Linked DNA regions of Homo sapiens: region 2 is linked to region 1. A link is an interaction called in ENCODE POLR2A ChIA-PET data of the cell type or tissue named here. Cell type or tissue: PC-9. All regions are shown on one strand.

Evidence for each region. ChIA-PET counts read pairs that join two places held together with the same protein. Peaks named below come from ENCODE experiments on the same cell type or tissue, not always from the same donor. Only the 100,000 strongest peaks of a DNase experiment are listed, where the experiment ranks them.
Region 2: POLR2A ChIA-PET joins it to region 1 with 10 read pairs; 6 of 35 experiments call an interaction of 5 or more read pairs at or near these places.

The regions. Positions count from the first base shown.
Region 1 is chr10:63,231,895-63,239,894 of GRCh38, forward strand. All of the region lies in intron 3 of JMJD1C (jumonji domain containing 1C), which reads right to left. Among named protein-coding and RNA genes, the nearest start is that of NRBF2, 100 kb to the left of the region's middle. In PC-9, no CTCF peak of the experiment used is centred here; DNase peaks (open chromatin) are centred at 4,707 and 5,737; H3K4me3 peaks cover 656 bases; H3K27ac peaks cover 4,920 bases.
Region 2 is chr10:63,435,859-63,443,858 of GRCh38, forward strand. The region is part of intron 1 of JMJD1C (jumonji domain containing 1C); the gene reads right to left. Among named protein-coding and RNA genes, the nearest start is that of JMJD1C-AS2, 9.3 kb to the left of the region's middle. In PC-9, no CTCF peak of the experiment used is centred here; no DNase peak of the experiment used is centred here.

The DNA of each region.
Region 1 (8,000 bases):
TGGTGTGATCACAGCTCACTGCAGCCTCCGTCTCCTGGGTTCAAGCAATTCTCCTGCCTCAGCCTCCTGAGTAGCTGGGATTACAGGCACTGCCACCATGCCCAGCTAATTTTTTGTATTTTTAGTAGAGATGAGGTTTCACCATGTTGGCCAGGCTGGTCTTGAATTCCTGACCTCATGTGATCCACCTGCCTCGGCCTCCCAAAGTGTTGGAATTACAGGCGTGAGCCACAGCACCCGGTCTCCTTTACCCTTAAGGGCTTATTTTCATACTGCTTCTTCTAAAGTTTTTTTTTTGTCATAGTCTTAACAATCATCTTCTCAATATATTACTATAATGTGAAGTCATCCCCTTTCTGGAACACGTTCATCTTTTCAAAGTTGTCCTGATTAAAAAACCACTGATCTTTTAAAATTGTTTAAAAGTTTCAGAAAAGAAATTTTATTAAGCCCATGAATGTTAAAAATTTTTTAAAACTGCATCTGGTCCTTTACAATGACAACATAATTTACTTTTATCTATGAAAAGAAATGAAAAATGTAAAACTGATACTGGTTAATAATTCATTTCAGAGAGAATGAGTATAGCTAAAACCTGCAGCTTGATCCAAGAATATTAACTGTTATGAAGGAAAAAAATTCCATAGTCCTAAGAAATCTACCTAGAAGTTTGCTGTTGCTATAAGCAACCCACTGTTATATATCCAGATATTTCAGGGATCTCTCCTTGGAACATCCATTTGGCATTGCTTGCAACTACTTATATCATTAATTACTAAGGAGGAAATGATAAAGTTTAAGAGAAGTATATGTCATGAGAAATTATGAAATGGTAAAAGGGTTCTGAATTTTAAAGTCTCAAGATTTTAACATTTTATGTACAAAGTTCTATGATGTTTCTATGGACTCATGATTTTTCAAATTAAAATATGATTACATGAAATAACATTCCTGTGTCATTTTCATTATTTGGTATATATAAATTCACCATTAAATTAATTTCAAAGTTCATTTTCTGTTTACTTTTAAATTTTTCCTCTGTTCAAATTTTTAGCAAACCACAATTCTTGGGAACTCAAATGTTACTGCAAACTTCATTTAAAGTGAAAAAGAAAACTACAATGCTGTCTAATTCCACTGAATATTTTAAGTTATTCTCTCTCAGTTAATTTTGACATTCTGATCTAGAAAAGTGACTCTGACCTGAAGGCTTTCACAAAAATTATCAATACAAAAACAAACAAGCAAACACACTACAATTTAATGGAATCTCAAGGCTGAAAAGGTTGCCACAATTTTAGTTAATCCTTTATAGTTAAAAATGTGTCCAATTAACCTGCATAGTCTAAAATATGCTCAACTGAGCACCACTGTTTTCAAACTCTTCACAGCATATTAATAACCTGATTTACTTCTTAAGCATATTTCCCTAAGGATAAAAGAGTATAGTCATTTTAACTCTTAGAAAAGCACTGTCTGTAACATTAGCACTGATAAAATTAGACTTAAAAAAAAATTTTAAACTTCATGTCTAACAACACCCAAAAAAACAAATCTCAAATTATAATCACATTAAAACACACCAGGCAAACAAAACAGAATTAATGACAAATACAAGGGTATTTTAATATAATTGTTTTCATTATATTCGTCAGAATTTATGTCCTGGAATTAAAATATCCCCCAAATGAAATCTACTTAAGCAATGGGATACAGCCTTAAAAATATTTTATCTTGGCTCAAATGATCACAAACAGAACCATAAAAACATTCCTTTTACTTTTCCAACTAGAAAGATTTTATATATATATGTATCTCCATATATACATATTATATATATATATATATCCACACACGCGCGTGCACACACACACACACACACACACACACCACCACCAGGATATATAACAGATATTACCAGTAATTTCTTTAGCTGAGTTATGAATAATCTACTTTGCTATGCTTTTATGTATTTTTCTGGAAGTTTTTTATTTTGCAATGACCATGTTTTGCTTTTATAATGAGAAAAAGAAACATTTAAGATGAAAAAGACTGATGCCAACAATTTATTCACAGTAATACTAATTTCCTTTGTTACAAAGTTTCAACAAAAAATGCAATATAATCTGACAGTTAAATATGATAAGCATACTCCATAGAAACCTAGCTAATTTAGAAATTTTGTTGGTAATGATAACAGAGTAAAATGAAAATACTCTTTGCATTCTTTTAAATACTCACATTAAAAGGTGGACTTAATCACTTGAGATCCAGAGTTACGAGAAGTCTAGCATGGGTAACATGACAGACTCTTGTTTAGAGTCTCTTGAAAACAAACAAAATGTAATCACAGCACTTTGGGAGGCTGAGGCAGGTGAAACGCTGAGCCCAGAGTTTGAGACCAGCCTGGGCAACATGGCGAGACCCTGTTTCTACAAGAAATACAAAAATTAGGCAGGTGTTATGGTGCATGCCTGTAGTCCCAGCTACTTGAGAGGCTGAAGTGGGAGGATTGCTTGAGCATGGGAGGTAGAGGCTGCAGTGAGCCACGATCGCACCACTGCACTCCAGCCTCATCAACAGAGAGAAACCTCCTCTTAAAAAAAAAAAAAAAAAAAAAAAAAAAACACCAAAAACAAAAACCTTCCCTATCCTATAAAAAAAAACCTTTTAATATGTTAATACTTAAATTTTTAGATTTGCTAAAAATATCGTTAAAGGCCTATAAAAAGAACGAGTTATTTAATGCAATATTAAGCTGGGCATGGTGGTTCACGCTTGTAATCCTAGCACTTTGGGAGGCCAAGGCGGGAGGATCACTTGAGGTCAGGAGTTCAAGACTAACCTAGGAAACATAGTGAGACCCTGTCTCTATTTAAAATAATAATAATAAAATAAAAAATAACAATGCTATTCTATTAGTACGACATTGATTGTACCAGGTATTACTCAAATGAAATTCTTATAAAACCTTTGCTAGTCATAAAAATAAAAATTTAATTCTGTAATACATTTTTTATGAACTAAGTCATAAAATTCAAATTTAACTTAGCTAGAGGGCATACATTTTCTTTACTTAACAGATGTGGTATACAGAAACATATCACATAGTATGTATCTGATGATTAATGTTCTAGGAAAAAAACAGTAATACAACATACACATTTAAGAAACAGACTTGTAACTTAGAAAGCACCAGGTAAAATAAATTTTGTATTTATTTTAAAAACTTGATGCAGCGTTTCAGATACTGTGCTAGAAGACTAAATGCCTTATTCTATAAGTATTTTGCCAATATAAATAGCAATTTAAGAAAATCAGCCGGGCACGGTGGCTCATGCCTGTAATCCCAGCACTTTGGAAGGCTGAGGCAGGTGGATCGCCTGAGGTCACGAGTTCGAGACCAGCCTGGCCAACACAGTGAAACCCCATCGCTCCTAAAAATACAAAAAATTAGCTGGGTGTGGTGGCAAGCGCCTGTAATCCCAGCTATCAGGGAGGATGAGGCAGGAGAACTGCTTGAACCCGCGAGGCAGAGGTTGCAGTGAGCCGAGGTTGTGCCATTGCACTCCAGCCTGGGCAGCAAGAACAAAACTTGGTCTCAAAAAAAGAAAGAAAGAAAGAAAATCAGCATGAACACAAAACCAAAATTCAGTCAATTCCCTATTATTCAGAAAGATTATTTATCTATTTAACAGTTAAGCATATTTACTTGCCACTGTAAATTAAAAGATTTTTTAAATTGTCACAAGAGAAGCACTTTCACAAAGATTAACCTCATTTAATCCTAACAATACCTCTGCTATTTTGATATTATTAGGTAATTTCTCCAAAATCACACAGCTAGAAGGCAAATCAGCAAAGGTCTGTCTAATGTCAAAGCACTTCCCACATACCCTTTTCCCCATCCATGCGCTTGCATAATCAAAATTTTGCATGCTCTCTGCTAGGTTTTCAATAACTTACCTACATTATTAGGAATATGGTCACATAAAAAGGAAGATGACCCAATTTATCCAATCATTTTATTGTTATTTTTAAAAACAGAAAATGACGTAGCTAAATTAAAACCAGGTTAGAAGAATATGGTATTCCAAGACTAGAAATGGATATCATAAATAGATTATATAATTTATGAAAATCCTCAAGAGTAATTTTGGAATTGGATATACTATCTTAATATACATGTCCTATTACATCAAATCACAACAAACAACTGTGTATCTTGCTTTATCTATTCGGTTACAGCAATATTACATTAACAGCTATTAACTAGCTTTTTTATTAATTAAAAATAACTACTAATAGGGTTTCTTGGTTGATCACCCAACTGAAACCTATCTTTCATAACAATATTCCCTTGAATAAACTTGATCCAGACCTGTAATATTCCTGCATTTTAACTACAATTTGCTAAGTGTCATTGGTATAAGGTCCGCTCCTCTCAGAATAACCAGAGTAAAAAAATCAGATAAATTAAGAAAACATTATAAAACCACTTGAAGAAAAATGTGTTTTCTTCTAAAGCCACATGTTAATATTCTTTGTGATACTTTTAATAATAGTTTTGAACTTTTTATGGCAGTTCAAAAGTCTGGAAGGCAGTTTTTCTTTCAAGCTATTTATTGGCATGACTTTTACACAGTTGAGTCATCATGAGTTTAACCTACTGAGTCACCTGCTTACAGCATCTGCCAACCACAATTTACTAACTGCAGCTTCCTCAAACTTAAACTGAAACAAACTCAGGAAGGCCTGGGAACTGTTTAATATTTTCCAAAGTAGTAACTGAAAATATTCCTCCAGCACAACCCAAGCTTTAAGAAGTAAAAAATTCCTGGGAAGCTGGGGAGGGAGGTCAACAACAAAAAAGAAGTAAAATTATATACTTGTATAAAGTATTCTACTGAAAATTCCTGTGCACAAACTAATACTGAGGCTGGGCATGGTGGCTCATGCCTGTAATACCAGCACTTTGAGAAGCTGAGGCAGGAAGATCATTTGAGGCCAGGTGTTCAAGACCAGCCTGGGAAACAGAGAGACCCTGTCTCTAAATATATATTTAAAAACAACTAATATTGAAATAGTATACATATACATCGTGTCAATGATTGATTCATACAGAACAAACACTGTTTTTGTTTTGTTTTGTTTTGTTTTTTTAAGACATCTTGCTCTTGTCCCCCAGGCTGGAGTGCAATGGCGCAATCTCGGCCCACTGCAACCTCCGCTTCCCAGGTTCAAGTGATTCTCCTGCCTCAGCCTCCCGAGTAGCTGGGATTACAGGTGCCTGCCACCATGCCCAGCTAATTTCTGTATTTTTAGTAGAGACAGGGTTTCACCATGTTGCCCAGGCTGGCCTCAAACTCCTGACCTCCGGTGATCTGCCCGCCTTGGCCTCCCAAAGAGCTGGGATTACAGGCGTGAGCCACTGTGCCTCGCCAAACACTCACTAAAAATTTTTTTTTAATATACAGTGCAATGAATGTAACTTCCAAATTAATACCACATCGAAGTTTTTTGGGCTGATTTTCACTTTTAGCATATAGTGCTATGGAAATGATGAATCTATAAATGAACTATAGTACCATACTTCTATTTTCTCAGAAAGAACGAATACAATCCAGTACAAATTGGAATGATCAGCAAGACTTGCTAGACTTGCCCAGTGACTTAGTCTTTTATGACACCTATTTGAGTCCATCCACTTCCTTCACTGAGGTCTTTGTAGAGCAATTACAAATACAGGTTGTATCCAAAATGCTTGGAGTCAGAAGTGTTTCAGATTTCAGATTTTTAAAAATTCTGTAACATTTGCATTACGCTTAGTAGTTGAGCACACATAATTAGAAAATCTGAAATCCAAAATGCTCCAATGAGCACTTCCTTTGAGTGTTTCAGATTCTGGGGTTTTTCAGATTTTAGATTTTTGGATTAGGGATACTCAACCTGTACATAAGAAATGTGTTAAATTACACAAAAAGAAAAAAAGGCGGCCAGGCACAGTGGCTCATGCCTGTAATCCTAGCACTTTGGGAGACCAAGGTGAGCAGATCACAAGGTCAAAACTTAGAGACCAGCCTGGCCAACACAGTGAAACCCCGTCTCTACTAAAAAAAAAAAAAAAAAAAAAAAAAAAAGCCGGGTATGGAGGCAGGTGCCTGTAATCCCAGCTACTTGGGAGGCTGAGGCATGAGAATCGCTTGAACCTGGGAGGTGGAGGTTGCAGCAAGCCAAGATTGTGCCACTGCACTCCAGCCTGGGTGACAGTGTGAGACTCCATCTCAAAAAAAAAAAAAAAGAAAAAAAGGAAGGAAGCTATAACTAAAATTCCAATGTATCATAATAGAAAAGCACATTAGCCACCTAGAATTTTTAAGGAAGGTATTATCCATAGTACTCTTTACGATGCCTTTCAGCATTTTTTTTTTACTGCTCCTAGAAAGTTTAACGTATTTAGAAAATTTAATTTAAAAAAGGGAAGAGAACATAAACTGAATGAAGCATATTAAATGCTTATTATAGTTTATCTTTAAAAAAGGAGTTTATATAACATAATTTGCTGAAATTCTATTAATTTTGAATAAAAATATTTAGAGTTCCTTCATGAAATAACATACTGAACATAAGGTCTTTAAATTAATACTCATGGTTATCTTTATATTATGATGCAGTTATAATCGATGTAAACTGTAACCTCTATAACAAATTGTTCCAGAAAGACAAAATTTTAGTTGTAACTGTTTTTTAGTTCTTCCATAACCTCATGCTGTCAAGCTGCCAATCTACCATCACCACTTTTTAAAGTGTTGGCTTCTCATATGCTATGGTAAGGGAAACTAGATTTGACAGCTTGTTGGAATTATGTTTGAAATAGTCTAAGTGTGGGACTAGGAGGCTCTCATTACTAAAATTTATTAGGAATATATTTCATTCAACAAGATTTTGAACACCTGGTATCAATTACTGTGCCAAGGCACTGGCAATATATCTAAGACAAAGTTCCTGACCTCAAGGATCTTACAATCCAGTGGAATTGAGACAGACACACAAATACGATACAGATTAAAGTATCTTTGTATCCTCTAGGATACAAAGGTGAGACAAAATGGGTTGGCGGGTGACCTAGTTAGGTGTGTCAGGAAAGGATTTACAGAGAAGGAAATATTTGAGTTGAGACTCAAGAAAAGTATGAAACCAAGGTTTTTGAGTTGGAACTTCAAAACTGCAAGGGCATCTGCCAGATAATAAGAGATCAGAAAAGAAGGTCTTTCAGACAGAGGAAAATTCATACGCAAGAATAGATGGGTGAAACAATATGGAATATAGGGACAAGTACACTGGTATGGATTGAATTAAGGACAGCAGAGTAGGTGAGGAAGAAAACTGAAAGACTGTAGTTTGGAGTGTTCTGTAATAGTCTAGGCGGGTAAGGATGGGAGCCTTACGATAGAGGAGAAGGGACAGATTAAGCAAAGTTAAAGAGGCAGAATTAGTAATTCTGGGAGACTAATATGTAAGGGCAAGAGAGAGACCTAAAACATTCCTACATGTTGATTTTTTTTTTGAGACTTGCGTCTCGCTCTGTCACCCAGGCTGGAGTGCTGTGGCACAATCTTGGCTCACTGCAACCTCCGTTTCCTGGGTTCAAGCAATTCTCCTGCCTCAGCCTCCTGAGTAGCTGGGACTACAGGCATGTGCCACCACACACGGCTAATTTTTGTATTTTTAGTAGAAACGGGGGTTTTGCCATGTTGGCCAGGATGGTCTCAAACTCTTGACCTCAGGTGATCCACCCACCTTGGCCTCCTAAGTGCTGGGATTATAGGCGTGAGCCACCGCTCCTGGCCCTACATGTTGATTTAAGTGACAAACTGGCATAGATGTGATTGATCTCATTAGCTGGGATACAGAATGATCAGGAAGAAAAACGAAATCAAGGTCTGATGGTTGAATGTGAATACAGTAAATAGACAGCAGAAGACATGGGTTTCACCTTT
Region 2 (8,000 bases), 200 kb after region 1:
ACTGCACTCCAACCTGGGAAACAGAGCAAGACGCTGTCTCAAACAAACAAACTAAAAAAGAGTGTGGCAAAATACTTGAGTACCCTCTCTAAATAAATACCCAATATGGTGGAAAGGTTAGATTCTATATTCAAAGAAAGGCAAAACCCTGAGATATTTTTACCTCATAGTTTTATATTCTATCAACAACAGTGCATTGGAAGGCATTAATATCTATGAAAGAGAAAAAAGAAGTGACTTCAATATGCAATATGTAATCACAGGCCTTGAGAGATTATATGAGGAGGGAGGAGGTGTTAAAGAGTATTAAAAATGCATATTTAAGTAGTAGCCGAATTCAACACAAGTTTCTGTTCTGTTTCACAACTGCAAATTTCTGTAAGCTAACCATAAATATTCAGTTGAATACAAGAGGAATAACAATTCTTCAATTACCTTATGTTAATGTAACAGTTTCAAAGGTGCCACAGTGAAGTAAACAATGACTCCAGCTCTTAAATTCCCCAAGTTAAAATCACTCTTAAAATCTCCTTTGAAGCTACTTACTAGCTCTCTTGTATGGTGGTGTAGCTGTTTCCTCTACCATGATTTTCAGACTTCTATCCTCTCATCTCTAAAAATCAGTACCTTGAAATCTGAACAGCACATTATACTAACCTACTACCATCAACCAGTCATCCACCACACTCATGCGTACCCTAAAATGTTATTCATCATGCCATTCAATATTATTTCTGTCCTAGTTTCTGTCCAATAATCATTTCTGGTGATTTCAGTATCCACAGTGATGACTGTTTTAATTGTTCCATTTCTCATTTCTTTGATTTCCTCTTCTTTAATGATTTTGTCCTCAACCTTATCTCAACCACTGACTTACCATGGCATACTCTAGACCAGAGGATCTTTAACTTTACTCAGGCAATATAAACCTATGGATTATCCTTTCAGACATAAGAAATCCTATCTTAGACCCTTATCATGGCCCCAAACAGCAATCCCTCAAAAATCTCGATTTCAAGCATCTTTCTCTCTCTCATGCCACTACCTCCTATTTTTCTTTTTCACATTCAAGTTCCCCTGGACCTAAGATTCACTGATCTCAACACCATTTCATTGCTATTCATCTCTCATTTTCTCACTTTTTTGCTCACCAAATGTAAAATCCTAGGTCTATCATTAGAGTAATTCATTTGCCCATCTCTGAATGCATCTTAGTTTTCCAGCCAAACCCCAATCATCATTAAATCCAACTCTCCACCTACTTTGTTTCTGTATCTAATCAATCAGCTGAACATAGCTGGAGATGAGTGACTGTAGGGAAATGAATGATGAATTCATCAAAGATTAACGATGTCAGTTAAAAAATCATGACCAATGTCAAGTCAGTCCTTGCTGTACATAATTTCCTTATTTCATTCAATCTTTACTCCCCTAGATGACTATTTCATAACTTCTCTTCTCAAATCCTATCAGCTGCTATTTCACTAAAAAGCAGAAGCAATCAGATTTCCACAAGCTCTTACCTCTCTCTCACTACCTAGCTACCTACAGCTATTCTCAAATACAGTATCTCTTTCTTCTCTTCTATTACTAGGGATTAAGTTTATGGTACTATCTAAGGCCAATTCTACTACTACCTAAAGACAGGGTTCTAGTAATTCCTCCTTAGTTGCATCATCAACTTAATCCTATCTCTGAATTGTTTTCATCAACATACAAATATGGTATATTGTCTTCCATTTTACAAAATCTTATCTTCCTCCTAAAGCTCTGCTCCATTTCTCTTTTTCCCAAATGCCTTGTCAATAATCTCTGTCTCCAATCTACTACCTCCAGTTCTCTAGTAAACTCACTTTATCAGGCTTTTGTTCCCACTATTACACTGAAACTGCTGATCAAGGTTACCAATGACTCATTAGCTAAAACTGAATTGTAGATTCTCAGCCTTTATCTTACTTCACTAAGCAGCATTTGACACAACCAGTAATCCCTCCTCTTCGAAACACTTTTTCCACTAAGCTTTCTGAACATCACTTCTGGATTTCATACCTCCCTGTCCCTTCTTTCTCATATATCTAATCTTTAAAAACTGCTCCAGGGTTTAACACTTAGGTATGTTCTATATTCACTCTCTACATCAACTCATTCAGTCTGATAGCTTTAAATGCCATTTATATACTGACTACTCCCAGATTCTCCAGCCTAGACCTCTCCCTTTAACTAACAAACATGATACTTTAAGTAACTGCCTGTCTAAATAAGCATCTCAAATTTAACACATCTAAAAGACAGATTCCCAATCCCCAGTATTATTACCGCTATCACCACCACTCTCCAAAATGTCTGCTCCTCCAGTCAATTCTCATCTGAAAAAAAATGGTAACTCTATGTTTTGCAGGAGCCAAAACCTTAGAACCCATCTTAAACCCTGTCTCTCACATCAGATGCAATTCAGCAACCCACTCTTATCAATTCTGTGTTGGAAATAAATATGAATCTGAGCATTTTTCACCACCTCTACCATTGCTATCACCATGATCTAATGCTACCACAGAATCGTTACAATTGCCTCCTAACCGCTCTCCCTGCATCTGCCTCACCCCACACCCCAAGAGTCTACTATCAACAAAGAAAGTAGAGGGATCCTTTTAAAACCACCTCGTTCATGCCTTCCCATCTCATCCAGAATGAAAGCTTAATCCTTAAAATGTTCTATAAGGTCCTTCACAAACTATCCCCTGCCATCCTGTTCCCCTTCTGATCTTTTCCTTCTCCTCTCCCACTTTTCACTGCTCTCTGACCATACCACATTCACTGCTCCTCAAATACGCTAGGCTCATTCCCAATCTCAGGGGCTGTGTATTTTGCTCTTCCTTAGGCCTGGTACTTACTCCAGACATCTACGTGACTAGCTTCCTTGTTTCCTTCAGGTCTTCACTCAAAAGTCACCTACTCGGAGAGGCATTCTCTGGCTCCCTTATCTAAAATGTCACCTCCGCCCCCTCAACATTCATGCTTTTATTTTCTTTCCTGGTACTTTATCTTACATACCATTCATCATACTCATTTATCTTCTTATCTTTTGTCTCTCCTTCCATAAACTGATTTCCATAAGGGCAGCAATTTGATCCACTTCCTTTCACAACTTTATTCCCAGTGCCTGATATGTACAAGGCATGCAATAAGTATCTGCTGAATGGATAAATCTAGGATTGCCCCCTCATACTTCAATCTTTAACTGCTATCCAACACCTGTCAAAGACTAAATAACACTGATATTTGAAGATGCTTGTGTGAAAACGGTCTTCAAATACCACAGGATAAAGTATTAATGCCCATTAGTACATACTCAAAATTCTATCATTTTATAAAGCTGTATTTTTAGACCTCAGTAGCTTTCTTCTCTGTAGAAACAACAGTAAGTTATTGTGTAATGTTCTGTTCCTGGCTTTCACTGAGAATTATTATTTTTTAACAGCCACATGAAGAACCTCCACGCAAACCACAAAACTATTATAAACATCACTATTAATTACAACATTTAATATTACTTAAAGAGAAATGCGTTCTTTTTAAACTCAGCCAGGAAAAACAATCTCTTAAAAATTTATTTATTTCATTACTTACCAAATATATCCCTGACTCTCAACAACTCCACACAAGTAACAAATTTCAGAATTAAACACTTACCATTTGTTCATACATTTAAGTTGAGGAGGATATTTCTATTGAACCACCTCAGTTTACACGGATGGTTTTTAAGGCCTTATTTCTATTTTATCAATCTTATTCATAGTTATCCTTAACAAAAGTCACCTCAAATTATTTTATTTAGGTAAATAATTGAAAAACAGACCGTATAATTCTCTAATACTATCATATATAAAAACAACATGTAGATCATAAAAAAGTCACTTATATGTCATGAAGTCACTTCACTGACATATATACTGCAGTCCTTCTAGTCTACAGTTTATTTTTTTAAGTAATTTGACATAACAAAGTTAACTAGGAACTTATTTCTCTATCAGCTACAAGGATGACAATACCTACCAATTAGAGAACAGTGCGTATGCAGCAAGGGAATGAGATACAATGATGCCTAAGGTGACAGTGAGATATGAAAGCAACCTTAATCTACAGACAGTGTAAAGACACTGAGAAACATAGGCACATTACAGAAAACTAACCAGGATTACTGATGGATATTTTTTCAGTAACTATTGCCCACTTTGGGAGGCCAAGGTGGGCGGATCACCTGAGGTGAAGAGTTTGAGATCAGCCTGACCAACATAGTGAAACCCCATCTCCACTAAAAATACAAAAATTAGCTAAGCATGGTGGCAGGCGACTTTAATCTCAGCTACTCAGGAGGCTGAGGCAGGAGAATCGCTTGAACCTGGGAGATGGAGGTTGCAGTGAGCCAAGACTGCACCACTGCACTCCAGCTTGGGTGACAAGAGCAACACTCTGTCTCAAAAGAAAAAAAAAAAAAATATATATATATAGAGAGAGAGAGAGAGAGAGAGAGCGCAAGCGTGCGAGCACACGAAGGAGAGTCGATTAAGGAAGTATTACTCAAATCAATAAGAAAATTCTGCAATTTCAGTAAACATCCAGACATTCACATCTGCCTTTATAATACCTCAAATGATTCTAATTACATTGTTTTTCATTCAGAAGTTTCTAATCAACAAAATTCAAACACATTCTCTGAGCATCCACCAAATAATGGTAGCCTTTATAAAAAGTTTCTATGATCTACCTCTTAGAACCCCAGGAGACAACTGAGTCTCAGAAGGAAGAGAACCACCAGACTGTTGCTGGATATTTTAATTCAAAATATCTTCCTTGAAGACTGAGCCTTGAGGTTACTGACCTTTATTACTGTACTGTCTACTGAAGTCTCCCTAACACTAAGTGTGCACAACCAGGTTTAGTAAAAGAAACATAAAACGGCACTGTGGTAACTGCTTCATACAATTTCACTCAATTCATATAACAACCCTTTTAGGTAAAATAGTACCTATCTTATAGATCAAAAAAGCCATGGTTCAGAGAGGTTAAATCATACAAGTTAACAGTTATGAAGACAACCTACTATGAAGTCACTAACACAAACAAGTAGGAGGAAAAGTGCTTGAGGTCAGGGAAAACTTCCTGGAAGAACTGTGCTTTAAAAGGACAGTAGGAATTAACCAGGCACAGAGTAGGTGTAAAGGCAAAGGGATTGTAGGAAAAAGGCACAAACAGAAAAAGGCCGTGTGTAAAACAGTATTGCATATACAAAAGAACTGAAAGCTCTCTTTAATCCATTTATTTAGAAGACTCTCCCTTTTTTACACGGTTTAGACTGAATCTTGACAGTCACTTAATTCTGTAACTCCTAAAGGTGTCCTTGGATTCTATTACTGGGACCTAGTATAACACAAAAGAAAGTGGACTCTGGAGTCATAGGACCTGGGTTCAAATACTAGTTATCAGTTATAATATGCATGAGCTGGAGAAATTCTTCTAGTCTCTTTATTCCTCAGTTTCCAGACCTATAAAATGGAAATAATAGTAGTAATGAACTTACAAAGTTTCCATGGGGACGAAGTAAGCTAATACATATAAAGTGCTCAAGATTAAGACAATACGTAGCACACAGGAAGTACTATATTAATGGGAACTAATACCAATCACTCCTCCCTTCCTCCTGCATTAGATCATAAGTCCTTCTCAAAATTATCTCATTTTGAGTTCCTCAACTTTACTTAACGCCCTCTTCTCAGTTTTCCTTTTCCAAGCATCACCCAGTTTTCAACAAAATCACATCATAATCAGCTGCTGACTTAAAGGGTTAACTCCAACATATGGTGGGAGTGAAAAAAACCCTGACTTTGATCCCTTTGTACTGCCACACTCAACCCTCTTCCTTTGTTTTTATTCTCATTATTCAATCACTTTCAGTTCTCTGGCCTGTTATTCTACGGCTATTATAATCACCTTAATAAATACCTTTGTATTCTGCTCCTCTCAATCCTCTTCTCAATGTTAACAGCGTTAGGTGTTTTTGAAGCATGGGAGACCCAAGTGAATAACATGTACTAGACATTTAAATATTCAAGAATATTTATATAGCACCTGTTATTTGTAAAGCACTGTTCTGTGGACTACACATCTAAGGTATTAAATGTACATACTGATGACTGGTTGAGGTAACTGGTGAGATCTTCAGCAAGAAAATTAGACCTGGTAAAATGATGTACAGACAAGCAACCAAAAATACTGTCCAAAGATTCAGGAAGACTGATCTAATCAAGAGTTGAGTTTTGCCATTACAGGGTAAAGAGTATAGTGAACAAGCCCAGAGTAGGATGTCCTAGACTGCCAGGGAGAAAAAACGCCAACAATTTTTAAACCTGGGTATATATCAATTTGAAATCAGTTATTCTTAATAAATCTAGGATACCAGAGAACTTACAATGCAGTTTAAAGTATATGACACGCACACACAAAATACATTAAGACAATGTTGAATATATATGAAGAAAGTATGTGTATTCATATTTGTTTCAGATTTGACTCAAGAACGATTAAACTTATAAACTTCTAAAAAGAAGAGACTTAGGTCATTATATCATCTGTAACTTCTAGCAATGCAGCAGAATGTTATGTATTTAATGTGCATAAAATAAATGCATTATAATTCAAAATGTAACCAACCAGAAAACGAAGAGAAAGTTTTCAAGATGGCATAAAAATGTGGCAAGTGTTTCTGTTTCCATGCCATACATTTCTTGCCTCCAAGCAAATATTCACATTATTCTCCTCTCTGGAATACAGTCTCTTCATCAAACACAACTCTTACCCATCCTTTATATAATCCAGCTTCTCCATTAAGCCTTCCTGTCATAGAAAGTATAACAATGCCACATTTTCATATTGTTCCTTCTCTTAATATCTACAGCACTTATTACTACATAATCCAATCCTTAAGTATTGAGTTTTTTTTCCTCCTAACACCAAATACATGATGTCTTTTCCAATACCACTTCTCCGACTCTCTGACATCAACTAGGTGCCCTACAATTCAATTCTGACACTACCCAGAGTTAGCATCAGACTCCACAGATTTAAGTCTCACAAGACTGCCATTACTTCATACACCAGTCACAAGCATGGGGTTCCCCAATCCTCTGATTGATCAACTGACCAGCAATAATTGGGGGCTCCCAGGCCCCCTCCTCCAGTTAGGTAATTTGGTGCAATAACTCACAGAACTCAGGAAAGCATTTTCTTACTAGATTATTATTATAAAGGATACAACCCAAGAACCACCAAACAGAAGAAATGCATGGGGTGAGGTAGGAAGTAAGGGAGCTTCCAGCTTCCACACCCTCTCTCAGGGTGTCACCCTCTCAGCTCTCCAAATCCCATCATTTACAGGGTTTTGTTTTTTTTGTTTTGTTTTGCTTTTTCTTCTTTTGACACAGGGTCTGACTCTGTCACCCACGCTGGGATGCAGTGGCAGCATCTTGGCTCACTGCAACCTCTTCTTCCTGAGTCAAGTGATTCTCCAGCCTCAGCCTCCCGAGTAGCTGGGACTACAGGTGTGAGCCACCGCACCCCGCTAATTTTTGTAATGGTTGTAGAAACAGGGTTTTGCTATGTTGCCCAGGCTGGTCTCAAACTCCTGAGCTCAAAGGCACCCACCCAACTTGGCCTCCCAAAGTACTGGGATTACAGGCGTGAGCCACTGCTCCCAGCCTTTTGACAGGTTTTTATAGAGGTCTGGTTACATATGCAAACCTTTTATAGAGGTTTGGTTACATATGCCACTGGTAATTTACTCTATCTCCAGTCACTCCCCACTCCCCAGAGGTTAGGTCATGGAGATGAGAGTGTTCCAAGCTTCTATTCAAGGTCTGGTCTTTTTGGTGACCAGACCATACCCTGAAGTTATCTAGAAGTCCACCAAGGGTTGCCTCATAGAAGAAATGACACTTCTATCACCC